Linked DNA regions of Homo sapiens: region 2 is linked to region 1. Evidence: read pairs that join two places in POLR2A ChIA-PET (ENCODE). Cell type or tissue: PC-9. All regions are shown on one strand. Region 1 holds the start of XYLT2 (xylosyltransferase 2). Region 2 has its middle 5.2 kb from the start of ANKRD40.

The links. ChIA-PET counts read pairs that join two places held together with the same protein. Peaks named below come from ENCODE experiments on the same cell type or tissue, not always from the same donor. Only the 100,000 strongest peaks of a DNase experiment are listed, where the experiment ranks them.
Region 2: POLR2A ChIA-PET joins it to region 1 with 26 read pairs; 2 of 35 experiments call an interaction of 5 or more read pairs at or near these places.

What each region holds. Positions count from the first base shown.
Region 1 is chr17:50,343,932-50,346,431 of GRCh38, reverse strand. XYLT2 (xylosyltransferase 2) reads right to left here and starts at 306. Exons shown (of 11, transcript NM_022167.4): 1 at 157-306. The coding sequence starts at 291. RefSeq lists silencers at 1-89, 160-259, 320-519. In PC-9, no CTCF peak of the experiment used is centred here; no DNase peak of the experiment used is centred here; H3K4me3 peaks cover 1,078 bases.
Region 2 is chr17:50,711,869-50,714,368 of GRCh38, reverse strand. No RefSeq gene overlaps it. Among named protein-coding and RNA genes, the nearest start is that of ANKRD40, 5.2 kb to the right of the region's middle. In PC-9, no CTCF peak of the experiment used is centred here; no DNase peak of the experiment used is centred here.

The sequences.
Region 1 (2,500 bases):
CCGGGGGCCGGATGCTCCGCTCTGGGCGACCGCCGGCGCCCCGCACGCACGCACGCGGCCCGTGCCCCACTTCCCCGGCTGGGGCCGCCCGCAGCCCCGCCAGGACCCCGCGCGCCCCCGCGCCCGGCCTGCCCGCCCGCCCGGCCGTCGGAGCACCTCGCCCGCCTCGTCCTCCTCCAGGCCGCTGAAGCTCCACACTACCAGGCCCTGCAGCAGCAGGATGGCCAGCGCCGTGGCAATCGCCAGCTTGTAGCGCCGCACCAGCTTCTGCACTCGCGCGCTCGCCACCATCTTCCTGCCCGGGACGCGGGGCGCGCGCCCAGCCCTGCAACCCGGCCGCGAGCGCGCGCACGGGCGCGGGGCTGAGCCGCCCCCCCTCCTCCACGCCTAGGGAGGCGGGCCGGGCGCGCGCCGGGGCGGGGCCGGGGGCGGGGCCTGCGGGGCCAAAGCACGGCGCACCGCAGGCTAGGGGTGGAGCCGGGGCTCGCAACACCTTCAGTCCCGGCAGTCGCGGGCGTGGGCTTGAGCGCGTGCCTTCTGCGCTCGTGTCTCCGCCGGTGCCCCTGGCTCCCACGTGTGCTCCCCTCCACCTGGACGGCGAGCGCCTGGTGCTGGGGAGTGGAGGGTCTGCGGCACAACCTCTCTTGCCTGGTGTCGGGGGTCGTGGGCGAGTTCAGTCCCACGCGGGTAAGCTCTCGGTCCCGGGGGCCCAGGGAACGCCAGGGCTCCCAGAGACGCCGCCTTGGGAGAGGGCGTGTGAGAGCCACAGGCGTCTGCTTAAAAACCTGGAGGCCGCACCTGCGGGGCAAAGTCTAACCCCTTGACTGGCATCAGAGAGCCTTCACGAATCCTCCTTTCCGCTCTGCGCTCATCCTAAGCATCCTCAGGCCGCTCCCAGAGTCGTGGTTCTCAAACTACTCTAGCGTGTGTTGGAGTCTCTTGGAGGTCTTGATAAAACAGATTTTTAGTGCCCCTCCTCCCTCCCCCAGAGTGTCTGCTTTGGTAGGTCGGTAGTGAGGCCTAAGCATTAGAATTTTCAGCAGGTTCCCAGGTGATGCTGATGCCTTTGCTCTGGGACCAAACTTGGAGAACCAGTAGACCTCGACACATGCTGCTCCCTCTGCCAAGTCCCCACCCCCTACACCATCAGTGGCATCCTCCCTGTGCGTCCCCAGCACTGTGCAGTGAGCACCAATCATACATCCGGTCGTGACTGCTCTGGGATCTCGCCCTGCCTTGGACACCCAGCAATGCTCAAGAAATGTTGCGGAAAGCAAGCAGGGGAGGCCCAGATTCCCGTCTAACCAGCTGTCCCTAACATTTGTTTGAGAACCCGGCGTGTTCAATGAGCACCGCATTGGACAAGGTCTAAGCACCTGCGGCCTTCCCTAAGCCTGGCAGGCCCATGGAGAGAGGGAAGGCGAGAAGAGCAAAACAGTGGCCACCAAAGCAAGGTGAATCCCCAGCTGGGGAAGCCAGGCACTGGGAGGAGGAAGTCATAAAAATAGCAAACACAAGTTAGAAGGTTTAAAGGGAAGACGTTAGGAACCACTACAGAGAGGTCTGGAAAGAGAAGTGGCTTACAAAAAAAAAAGTTTGAAAAGTTAGAAGGCCATGATGGAGGGGTTTGGAAGTTGCCACAAGGTTGGGTTGATGAGAGAATTCTAAACTGATGTGTACAGGATACACAAGCATTTGATGGTACATAAATAACCTCCTTTAATCGTCTTCTGCGCTTTAGCATTTGTAATCATTCTGTTCCTCCGCGTTTGTTAAATGGGAGAATTGTAAACTATGTTTCCGACGACAGTTTGGCTACTTAAGAGAGCCTACACTTCAATGATTTTGGAAAACATCAGTTGACATCCCGGCAATTGATATGTTAATTAAATATTGATCTTGTGTGCTCATTAAATCAGATCCTCTAGGGACTTCTACCTGCCAAGAATTCCCCCCACAACAATGAAAATAGCTTTATTTTTCACTGATTATATAAGTAATAAATATCCATTATATAACATTTAAACACTAAACGAATAAGAAAAAAAGTAAAAGTCACCTACAATCCCACCCCTTAAGATGATCATCATTAACATTTTAGTGGCTATCCTTTCCTTTCCTTTCCCCCATTTCTCTCTTTTTTTTTTTTTTTTTTTTGAGACGGAGTCTGCTCTGTTGCCCAGGCTGGAGTGCAGTGGCGCGATCTCGGCTCACTGCATGCTCTGCCTCCCAGGTTCACGCCATTCTCCTGCCTCAGCCTCCCAAGTAGTAGCTGGGACTACAGGCGCCCACCACCACGACTGGCTAATTTTTTTTTTTTTTGTATTCTTAGGAGAGACGGGGTTTCACCGTGTTAGCCAGGATGGTCTCAATCTCCTGACCTCATGATCTGCCCACCTCAGCCTCCCAAAGTGTTGGGATTACAGGCGTGGCCACCGCGCCTGGCTTTTTTTTTTTTTTTTTTTTTTTTTTTTTTTTTTTGAGTCTCGTTCTGCCACCC
Region 2 (2,500 bases), 370 kb before region 1:
GAGCTCCAGAGCTTGAGACCAGCCTTGGTGATGTGGCGAAACCCTGTCTCTACTGCAAATACAAAAAGTAGCTGGGCATGGTGGCACGCGCCTCTATTCCCAGCTACTCAGGAGGCTGAGGTGGGAGGATTGCTGGAGGCCCAGGAGGCAGAGGCTGCAGTGAGCCAAGATGGCACCATGCATTCCAGCCTGGGTCTCAAAAAACAAACAAACAAACCAACAAACAAAACGCCTCCAACCTTAGAGGCGATGGCTCCCCATCATCTCCACTCTAAGGTTCAAACACCACAAGGTGGTCTGTGCTCTGACCCCCTTCTCCAACTTCATCTGCTACTGCTTCCAGTACTTGGAAGACCCTTGATTCCTGCATTTCACCATCTACGTTGCTCCAGGCATGGAAAGCTCTTCCACTCCAGCAGCAAGCAACACCTACTCATCCTTTTTTCAGAGACGGTCTCACTCCTGCCTCAGCCTCCTGAGCAGCCGGGGTTACAGATACGAGCCCCTACTCATCTTTCAGCTTACAGCCCCAGTTTCAGCAGCTCCACAACGCCACCCTGGACCCTGGCCCTCCACCTGCTACACACTGATCACCTTCTTTGTGCCATCATTTTACCTGAAGCATCCTTGCATATTTTTGGGTTTGTCACACGATATTGCAAATAGCAATTTCTTCCCTTAGAATGAAAGGTTTTTTGTTGTTGTTGTTGTTGTTTGTTTGTTTTTGTTTGTTTTTTAGGTCAGGTGCCAGCCTGGGTGACAGAACAAGACCCTGTCTCAAAAAAAAAAAAAAAAAAAAAAGGCAGGACCTTTCAGGTGTGATTAGGTCATGAAGGCAGAGACCTCAGGAATGGTATTAGTGCCATTCATAAATGAGGCCCGAGAGAGCTCCTTTGCCCCTTCTGCCATGCCATGTGAGGAAAAAATGAGAAGCTGGCAGTCTGCAACCCAGAAGAGGGCCCTCGACAGAACCTGACCATGCTGGTACCATGATCTTGGAATTTCAGCTTCCAGAATTGTGAGAAAAAAATTTCAGTTGCTTATAAGCCACCCAGGTTGTGGTATTTTGTTATAGCATCCCAAATGGACTAAGAAAGTCTGGTGGCTACCTGTACCACCTCACTGCACCTTTCCTCTTCAATGGCACCAGCAAGCTTGTGATGGTTAAACCCATTTCATGTGTTTCAGCCCTTTCTTTCTTGCCCTTTCTGCAGCATTTGACCCTGTGGATCACTCCCTTGTCTCCAAACCCTCCCACTCCTTTGCTTTTCCTCCTGCTAGTCTATTAATAGCTGCTCCTCTGCTCTCATTTGAGAATTTCTTCTCTTCTGTCCGTCATTAAAATGTTGACTACAGATGCTCCTCAACTTACAAAGGGGTTAGATCCCAATACGTCCATTAGGTTGAAAATGCATTTAATGCACCTAGCCTATGGATAGTTTGGCTCTGTGTCTCCACCCAAATCTCATCTAAAATTGTAATCCCTATGTGTCCAGGGAGGAAGCTGGTGGGAGGTGATTGGATAATGGCGGCGGTTCCCCCATGCTGTTCTCGTGATAGGGAGTGAGTTCTCAGGACATCTGATGGTTTAAAAGTGTGGCTCTTCCCCTTCGCTCTCTCGCTCTCTCTCCTGCCACCCTGTGAAGGAGGCGCTTGCTTCGCCTTCCCATAATTGTAAGTTTCCTGAGGCCTCCCCAGCCATGTGGAACTGTGAGCCAATTAAACCTCTTTACTTTATAAATTACCCAGTCTCCGGTAGTTCTTTTTTCTTTTTTTTTTTTTTAAACAAAGTCTTGCTCTGTCGCCCAGGCTGGAGTGCAGTGGCACAATCTAGGCTCACTACAGCCCCTTCCTCCCAGGTTCAAGTGATTCTTGTGCCTCAGCCTCCCGAGTAGCTGGGATTATGGGCTTGCGCCATCACACCCACCTAATTTTTGTATTTTTTAGTAGAGACAGGGTTTCTCCATGTTGGCCAGGCTGGTCTCCAACTCCTGGCCTCAAGTGATCATCCACCTGTCTTTGGCCTCCCAAAGTGCTGGGATTATAGGCATGAGCCACTGTGCCCAGCCTTAGGTAGTTCCTGATAGCAGTGTGAAAATAGACTAATATACCTACCAAACATCATAACTTAGCCTAGCCTTAAATGTGCTGAGAATACTTTAATTAGCCTACAGTTGGGTAAAATCATCTAACACAAAGCCTATTTTATAATAAAGTGTTGAATATCTCACGTAATTTATTAAATACTGTACTGAAAATGAGAAACAGAATAGTTGTTTGGTTACACAAAGTAAGGTTTCTACTTATTTTTGCACTTTTGTGTATCACTTTTGCACTGTTGTAAAGTAAAAGAATCCTAACTGCAACCATCATAAGTTGGGAACCATCTGTATTCTTCAGTCTTTGGCTGTCTTCTTTTTAAAAATTATTTATTTACTTACTTATTTTAAGACAGGGTCTTACTGTCAGGGTTTCACTGTGTTGTCCAGGCTAGTCTGGA